3 separate regions of the Homo sapiens genome follow, and regions 2 and 3 are each linked to region 1. Evidence: chromatin contacts called from ENCODE Hi-C data. All regions are on one chromosome and are shown on one strand. Each heading gives the region's core, a stretch centred on a gene start or an enhancer-like site at or near the end of the contact. The rest is flanking DNA. Distances are from core to core; before and after follow the strand shown.

Evidence for each region. Hi-C counts contacts between places; a loop is a spot of excess contacts on that map. Pooled maps may share reads with other maps.
Region 2: a pooled map shows a loop between it and region 1 (5-fold over the local background). The contact joins the enhancer-like site here to the promoter of RAN in region 1. A Hi-C loop is called at or near these places in 2 of 37 single-sample maps with no recorded cell type and 3 of 50 pooled maps.
Region 3: a loop to region 1 is called in a map of B cell, with 14 times the contacts of the local background. The contact joins the promoter of ZNF26 here to the promoter of RAN in region 1. A Hi-C loop is called at or near these places in 1 of 168 maps with a recorded cell type or tissue (B cell) and 9 of 50 pooled maps.

Annotation. Positions count from the first base shown.
Region 1 is chr12:130,870,518-130,873,412 of GRCh38, forward strand. RAN (RAN, member RAS oncogene family) reads left to right here and starts at 1,549. Exons shown (of 7, transcript NM_006325.5): 1 at 1,549-1,609; 2 at 2,067-2,112; 3 at 2,319-2,403; 4 at 2,486-2,611. The coding sequence starts at 2,077. RefSeq lists enhancers at 589-1,350, 774-853, 1,351-2,112 and silencers at 1,134-1,593, 1,664-1,803, 1,854-2,063.
Region 2 is chr12:128,796,014-128,799,159 of GRCh38, forward strand. The region is part of intron 7 of SLC15A4 (solute carrier family 15 member 4); the gene reads right to left. Among named protein-coding and RNA genes, the nearest start is that of SLC15A4, 26 kb to the right of the region's middle. RefSeq lists enhancers at 1,151-2,350, 1,268-1,497, 1,491-1,785. Within about 2 kb of position 1,563, at least 13 of the 41 ENCODE cell types and tissues checked have a DNase peak (open chromatin) inside an H3K27ac peak, as active enhancers do.
Region 3 is chr12:132,984,977-132,987,767 of GRCh38, forward strand. It overlaps ZNF26 (zinc finger protein 26), which reads left to right and starts at 1,391. Exons shown (of 4, transcript NM_019591.4): 1 at 1,391-1,897. The coding sequence starts at 1,865. RefSeq lists enhancers at 1,012-1,481, 1,737-2,236, 1,962-2,011.

The DNA.
Region 1 (2,895 bases), core at 299-2,798:
CTCAACACTATCCTTTTGACATCTATCTAACCCTGTTGAAACAGATGACCGTCATTCCTTTTAAATGTTATACAGTATTAAATGTTGTGCACATGCGTGAGGCATGAGTTTAACTCTGGGGCCTCTCCCTAGAAATGGAAATCCGGGGTCACAAGCAATGGGCATTCCCGTTTTACTGTTAGATTCTGCTCTCCCGCCAGCAGCGTCTGAGAGGTGCTTGGGGTTCCCCTGAGGGTTCTGGGGGAGCTCGGACTTGCGTTCCCAGCAGGCCGGTTGTCGCCTGCTTTGTGCCTAATTTGCGTCACTGGGGTTCCTAGCGGACTCGCCTGCAAGTGTGCTCAGGACTGCAGGGAGGACTCTTCGGTCACTGCGGCTCTCTCCCCATGGTGGACTCTTCTGAGGCGCTTGACTGCGCTGATTTGGGCCTTTATCTGTCTGCATGTCGGCAGGGGCGCCCAGGAAGTCGGGTCCCTCTAGCTCAAGCTTGTTTGGGCTCTTACAGCTTCAGGCCAACAGGGGGCTGGGAAGCTGAGCACTTACTCATTCCGTCCCCGTTGGTAACTAGGGCTGGTAGACGCGTCCAGACTGCAAACAGTATTTCATCATTTTGTCTGTAGCATGCAGCGGCCAAAGCTGCCAACCTATGAAACGCTTTGAGAAGCCGGACGCTTTGGGAGGCCGAGGCGGGTGGATCCCCTGAGGCCAGCCTGGGAGACATAGTTAGATTCTGTCTCTCAAAAAAATTTTTAAAAAATTACCCCTGATGTGGTGCGCGCCTGTAGTCCCAGCTACTCGGGAGGCTGAGGCGGGAGGATCGCCCGAGCCTGAGAGTTCGAGACCAGCCTGGGCAACGTAGCGAGACTCCGTCTCTTAAAAAAAATAAGTAGCCGTTTTTCTGGGTGGGTGCATCCCTCTCTGGTTCCTCGCTCTCCAACTGGCCCTGGTCCTGGGGGCGTGAAGGCTACGATCTGGAGAGACAGAACAGCGGGCTGCCTCTGGAGGACGGGCCTAGACCCCATTCATTCATTCATTCGTTCTGTCACCCACCCGTCCTGCGCGCACGCGAGCCACCCTAAGCCCCAGGACCTCAAGAACCCCCACCCCACGGGGCACAGACAAGGACAGGCTGGCCAGCGCCTGGAAGCCGCGTGCCTGACCACGTCTGCCCGAGCGAGTACCGCCTCCCACCCGGGAGGCAGGAGAGCCGCGACCGTCGGGCCGCGCCCAACGTCTCCCGCTCAGGGGCGCGCCGCCTCGCTTTCAGCGCATGCGCGCCCGGGAGCCCGCCCGGGGCGTCGGCGCACGCGGTCCCCACCGGCCGGCTTGCGTACGCGCTCCCGGCTCGCCCTCCCACGCGGTCCACCGCGCCTCCCGCCCCACCCTAAGCGCAGCGACCGCCCGAGCGGCCGACCGAACCGCGTTGCGTGCGTGCGCGCACGCGCGGGCCACGTGGGCGGGCGCCGCGCCGTTGCCCCGCCCCTTGCAACCCCGCCCCGCGCCGGCCCCGCCCCTGCTCTCGCGCCGGCGTCGGCTGCGTCTCCGGCGTTTGAATTGCGCTTCCGCCATCTTTCCAGCCTCAGTCGGACGGGCGCGGAGACGCTTCTGGAAGGTATCGCGACCCGGCGGGCCCGGCACGGCCGGGCGGGGACAGGGGTGGCGGCGGCGGGATAGGGGTCGGAGCCGGGGCCAGGGCCGGGGCGGGTGGCGGACCCAGGGGCAGCGGGCGGCTGAGTAGGTGGGTGGTGCGGGCCCGGCCGGGCCGGGGCAGGAGACGGGCGTGGGGTCGGCGCTAGCCCCCGCGAACCCCCGTTTCATCCTCCGCTCTCATCCCCGTCCCGGTCCCAGTCCCGTTCCCATCCCTACACCTCCGGCCGCCGTTCCCCGGGCCCCGCCGCCCCGGATGCCGGCCCCGCCCGCCGCCTTCCCGCTCCCAGGCCTGGCCGCCATGGCGCCGCGGGCGGGAGGCCTTTGTGGGGCGGGCACGTGGGGCGCTGGGGGCGCGGGAGCGGGGCCGCCATGGGCTGCGGGGCCGCGCGAGCGCTCGCCTCCGTCCTCTGCCTCCGCAGGAACGCCGCGATGGCTGCGCAGGGAGAGCCCCAGGTCCAGTTCAAAGTAGGTAACCCTGCGGGGCGGGAGGCGGCCGAGCCCGACCGCGTGCGACTCGCGGGTCCCTCCTCCTGGGGCCACGATGGCTGTAATGGGGCCCCGCATCCACATTCTTTGTTTTAAGTGAGCCTGTGGTGGTTAAAGTTCCGTGACTCTGGGATCTTGAGAGGTGAAGTGTTTAGGGTTTACTTCCAAAATGTGTTTTTCAACAGCTTGTATTGGTTGGTGATGGTGGTACTGGAAAAACGACCTTCGTGAAACGTCATTTGACTGGTGAATTTGAGAAGAAGTATGTAGGTATGTGCTGGAAAACCTTGCTTGTGGAAATATGTGAGAAATGGGTAAGTTCATCCACTCAATCGCATCGTTTCCGTTTCAGCCACCTTGGGTGTTGAGGTTCATCCCCTAGTGTTCCACACCAACAGAGGACCTATTAAGTTCAATGTATGGGACACAGCCGGCCAGGAGAAATTCGGTGGACTGAGAGATGGCTATTATATCCAAGGTAGGCATTTGTAACTTGCTGAACGGTTTTTGAGAGGTTTTGTGTACTTCAGTCTTCAAGGTTATAGAAAATCAGGTCTGTTCCAACAAATAGTGTCATTTTTGGGTTAAAAAAAGACAAGTGGACTTCGGGGAGTTGACCACCATTTTGGTGGCAGAGAAAATTTTATTAAAGTTGTGTCATTTGCATGCTGTGTCATGCTAGGCATGCTTTAGAAAAAACTATGACTTACACTGGGACTTATAAGTCATATTTAAAACAATAATAGGCTGTTAACAGCAGTT
Region 2 (3,146 bases), core at 313-2,812, 2.1 Mb before region 1:
AGTGAGACTTCCTTTCTTCTGAAGACCTTTTTAAAGCTGGGTTATTCTGGCACTTCCTTTTTCTATCTGAACATATACTGCATGTTCAACAGTGCATTTATCAAATAAACACAATATAATACACGTCTGGGCCAGGCGCAGTGGCTTATGACTGTAATCCCAGCACTTTGGGAGGCCAAGGTGGGTGATCAACTGAGGTCAGGAATTCAGAATCAGCCTGGCCAACACGATGAAACCCCGTCTCTACTAAAAATACAAATAATTAGCCAGGCGTGGTGGCTGGCGCCTGTAATCTCAGCTGCTTGGGAGGCTGAGGCCAGAGAATTGTCACTTGAACCCGGGAGGTGAAAGGCTGCAGTGAGCCAAGATGGTACCACTGCACTCCAGCCCGGGCAACAAACGTGAAACTCCATCTCAAAAAAAAAAAAAAAAAAAAAAAAAAAAACCCACACATCTGTATGGTGAGATCTCACACATTTTTAAAGAGTGCTCATTCACACCAATTAAAGAAGATCATTTCCTGTGTCTACTGATTTAGAAAGACAGCTGCTAATACCCTGAATTCTACCAGACTAAAGCTTTATTTTTTCAACAGATGTTTTACACTATTCGTTCAACCCTTACGACCTACCAGGCTCTGTCCTGGGCACTCAGTGGAAATGCAAACCCCAGCTTCCTGGAGCCTGGCACTAGCTGTCACTGCTGTCCCAACACTGGCATTTGACGCTACTGAGACGAGGTTGTCATCAAAATATAAACGACATCATTTTATGTGCCTATTTTGAAATACGAGTCTCCCCAAATGTACCAGTCACTGAAAACTTCCCGAGCTAAAGCTGGCAGGCCACGTGAACTGAAGGCTGAGGCCACATGAACTGAAGGCTGCGCGGCCCTGCGGGAGTGGAGGTGCGGTCCAAGCCCGCAGGCAGACACACCACGCCTCGTCAGGGTCTGTCTCAGGGTGGCATTACACAGGGTATTCGGAAACGCCTAAGTCGCCTGGGAGAAAACCTGCCGTGCATTCCTGGGCCTCTTCACAGACAGAAGGATAATTACACAGGAAGATGGCAAACACTAGGGTTTTGACATTTGACAAGACAGACTCTTGGGTCCCCAAGGAATGAGCGCACCCGCCCCCCAGGCTCACAGGCAGGGCAGGTATTCACAACAGCCCCACACTGCCAACATCTGGGCACCCACCGACAACAGCATGGATAAATGCCTCGTGACGGCTCGTACGAAGGAGCAGTACTCAGAAGTACAGGGGAGATGCTCACAGACAGAAGTGCTAAGTGAAAGGAGACAGCCACAGCCCAGCACAGGACAGGCGAGGGTAACCTGTGGGGACCAACGCTGGAATAGAACAGGTTTACCTTCTGAGGGGGGCAGTAAACTAAGGAGAGAGGCAAGGAGGGCTTCCAAAAGTTCCTCCACTGAGATCCAGACTGCAAACACAGCAAGCTGTGCTTAAGATTAGAGACCTTTACTATGGTATGCACGTTCTCCCCAGCTTAAATAACACTAATAAAAGGAGCCTGCTGGGAGGTCGGTAAGAAAAACACAATGTAACAAAACTCTGGGGACTCTCCCTTCACAGTGCTGTGACTTTACAGAAAGCTATTTCCTGTGTCGGTCACGAGATGGTGAGGTAGGGCCAGGGATAAGGGTGGCACAGACACCCCCGGAACCTGGCCTGAGAGCTGCTGCTCCTTCCAAGGCCACACAAATTCAGGGAGAACTCTCTCTGAGGAGCGGGCTTCCTGTGGATTTCCCATGTCACAGCCTTTATTTCTCTACCCAGGACGCCAAGGGCTGCTCGACAGATGAGCTCCAACTCTCCTTACTGGTGTGAACCAAGGAGGCTGCCATGCAGCCAGGGGGCACAGCCTGGGGGCTGCTGGCAAACACGCCTCCTTCATGAAACATTTCCCATTCTTGAAAACAACAGACAGATCCTGGCCCATCCCCAGCACACACGCCCTGAGAGCACCAATGCAGGGGAAGTCCACAAACAACCTGTCAGACAGAAATGATGAATGAAAGGTCAACTCTGAGATGTGAAATTAAATTAAGAATGAGGATTAAATGACTAGAAAGCAACGAGAATGACCAGCCAATCCTTTATGACACATTTAAAGATAAAACAAAAACCAAGAACCAGAATCTTCGTCTTCAGAACTATGGACTTTGGTCTTTCTTTGAAGGAAGTCTGTCCCATGTACCACAAGAGGATCTTATTCCTCGGGCTGTTCATCTTCAGGAGAAGGTGGGAATGAAACACCAGCCCCAAATCCACATGTCCTCCTCAGAGCAAGCAGCCCTGAGCTGGCCATGGAGGTGGCACCCACAGCCAGAAAACATCAGTGACAAGTGTCCATGGGACATTGGTGGCTTGGAGTTCTGGGCTTTACATTAGGACTCCACAGGCCTATACTCATGGAAGGGCTCTGGGAATTCTGCAATTTCTGCAGAAAAGTCCCTAAACGTTCACCAGATTCTCAAGGGGATTTGTAACCTAAAAGTGGCTAAGTACTACCGGACCAGAGCAAATGCCACATGATTATACAAGAAAAAGTAACAAGGTTGTTTCTGTAGATAAAATATTTTTACAAAGGAAAAGAAAGAAGAAACCTTCGCTTGCTGGGTCCATTTAAAGGCATCGTAAACCTGGAGAAAGCAAAACTCAGCTTTTATGAGTGGTTCTGTTCAACACTCAAGATGCCACCTACTGGTATTAATTGTAAAAACCCATTATGATTGATCACAAGTAATATGTTTATTTTTAAAAGTAACTTACTATCTATCTTGTCTTTTTCGTATCAGAAAAGGTGCTGTTAGGAAAAGAAAACGAAAGTACACCACCAAGTTAAAGAAAGGGAAGCTTGGGGTACAGATTCAGCTGCCTCACGAAGACTGAGCTGGACGGGCGTGGAGAAGGTGCTTGTCTGTCAAGGACGTCCCCGTAAGGAGCGGTGGCTGCAGCAGCTGCTCGCTGGGCTGTGGCCAGGGCAGGCTTGGCCCCTGGGATGAGAAGAGAGGCCTGCTTGTCTCCTGAAAACCGTTCATGATGTAAGGAAACACAGTGATGCAAGCAGCACAGAGCAGTGCTGTGGAAGGAGCGGTGGACAGGCAGCTCGGGACAGGCC
Region 3 (2,791 bases), core at 141-2,640, 2.1 Mb after region 1:
CATTCCCACCAAGAATGTACCAGGGTTCCCTTTTCCCCATATCCTCACCAGCATTTATTATTGCTTGTCTTTTGGATAAAAGCCATTTTAACTGGGGTGAGATAATATCTCGTTGTAGTTTTGATTTGCATTTCTCTGATGATCAATTATATTGTGTACCTTTTCATATACCTGTTTGCCATTTGTATGTCTTCTTTTGAGAAATGTCTATTCAGATGTTTGGCACTTTTTTTTTTTTTTTTTTTTTGAGACAGGGTTTCACTCCTGTCATCGAGGCTGGAGTGCAATGGTGCAATCTCGGCTCACTGCAACCTCCACCTCACGGGCTCAAGCAATTCTGCTGCCTTAGCCCCCCAAGTAGCTGAGACTACAGATGCATGCCACCACATCCGGCTTACTTTTGATATGTTTTGTAGAGACGAGGTTTCACCATGTTGCCCAGGCTAGTCTCCAACTCCTGGGCTCATGCGATCCACCCACCTCAGCCCTCCAAAATGCTGGGATTACAGACGTGAGCCATCGTGCCTGGCCATTTTGCACATTTTTAAATCTCAAAAGGCCAATCTACAATAGTGGTGTTATCTGTAGGAGTAACTGGGGAAGTTGCGTGTCTTGTGACCAATCCACATCTTAGCAGAATTCAGGCTCCTCTCCTCCCGCTAGCTTGGTGGTCTCTCATAGGTTTTACAAAGGCAGTTGGGTTTTGGAAAAGGGCTATCATTTGAACTATAACCTAAATGTCTTCCAAAGTTAGCTTGGCCTAAGCCCAGGAATAATGAAGGCATCTTGACAGCCAAAGGCGCGCAGAGTTGGGGGTTTGGTTAGATTAGACCTCCCCCACTGCTATAATTTTCTCACTGATATAATTTTTGCAAAGGCAGTTTCATTACTGGTGTGGTTCTATTTATTTGTTTTTCACATCTACTATAGTTTCTCCTTTATGAAGTTGGTTACTGTATTATTTGGTGCACTGATATTCAAAACTGTTATTTAACCCTATGAACTGCAGCTTTTAGCTTTACAAAGCGTCCTTTTTTGCTGTGCCTTCTGGTCTGAACCCTATCTTGTTTGATATCAAAACCTCAGCACGCCTGCGTCTCTGCTGGGGTCGGACTCTGAGTCAGTTCTACAGGCCCTGGGAAACTGGGCGTCCAGGCTCCGAGGATGGTACTGAACCTGGCGCAGCCGTGGGAGGGTGAACCAGGTGCCGCTGGCGGAGCCCCCTCCCAGCCTTCCTTTCCCGTCAGGCTGTGCCCCTCTCTAGATCCGCGGCAGCTGGAAGCCAGGCCTGTAACGAGGGAGCCTTCTCCGAGGATTGTGGGAGATGTAGTTTTTCCGGCGCCTTCGCGTCCTGGCGCATCGACGCAGGACGCACTTCCGCATGCGCCGCACTCCCGGCCTTAGTCGGGTGCGCGCGTGCAGGGCTGTTTCCGGCTTAGACTCAGTGGACCGGAATCTGGCCAGCGGGTGTACCTGGCTGAGTCTCTGTGGCCGCGGAGGCGCGGAGCTAAGCGGCTCGGATTATCCTGGGCAGACCAGAGACTTGACCAGCTAAACACTTCCGTCGGTCCGGGGCGTGGACGGGGCCAGATCAGCCTCCTGCTCTCCCGAGTCAGGGCCACGGAAAGGCACAAATCCATCCGTGCGACTCCTGGTACCCAGACCGGGAGGTTGTCTAGTCACGCGCGGTCTGTGTTGGGCGAGAGCTGAGGAGCCGGCGTCCCTGCCAACGACTCGGCCCCGGGACGGTCAGGAGCCTGGGGCCCTGGTCCCGCACCTGTCTTCGGGCGGACGCATCCCTCACGGTCTCTCCGCAGCCCGCGGGTCCTGCCCCCGCAGGCAGCGCGCGAACGTGGGCGTGGGGATGGCCACCAGTTTCCGGACAGCTTCGTGCTGGGTAAGTAGAGACTTTCCGTGTTTAAAATTCGACTGGATACTGAGGGTGGCCACGTTAATCTCTTCAGGGTTACTCCGGGAACTGAACTCACATTCAGCTGTAATTGTGTGCGTAGTTTACTAGACTACCCTCCCCACCAAACCAAAGCGCCTCTGAAGCTCGCCCAAGCTCTGGCCCTGCAGAAACGTGCCTGTGGTATTCTGTGACGGGCAGTTATACTGCACTTCATGGCCAGCTGCGGGCCCTGAAGTCTGAGGATCCTCCATCATTTCATGTTTTCTACACAAAGTTGTCTTATGGAGACCCTTAGAACTTAGCTGGAGAAATGATCAGTTCCTCCTTTTTCGTTTGGCCAAATGCTTGTTTATGGAGTGTCCTTTTGTCTGCTGGACTCTAAGGCTGGTGCTGGCAATGCAGAGATAAATTATGTATGTTCCTAATTTTAGAGGAGCTTTGGTTTGGTGGAGAGGGTAGTCTAGTGAACTATGGACGCAATTACAGGTGAATGAATAGGGAGAAAAGGCTAGGAGCGGAGCTCGAGAGTCCGAAAGGTAAGGGGCGGGCCAGTGGATCATCGGGACTTTATGAATTATTGATGGAGTGAACCAGAGGGGAGTCTTTACAAGTGATTTGATTGCCAAATCCTTTGCCCTCGGTGAGTGGTGTTGACGACGTTGCCGGATGTGGTGCTCTACCATTGAGCTATACAGCCGGAGACTAGGAATGCTATTGGAAGAGGGACCCTGGGAATGACTTTCGCAGGTGTTGAATATCCAATGCCTGTATTTCAGCCTGTAACTCACATGGGAGGTCTAAACTGGAAATACATAAAGACACCTTATTGTATTCGTGGAAGCTCAGAGTGTGACCAACTGGAACCCTCAAGAGGACCGA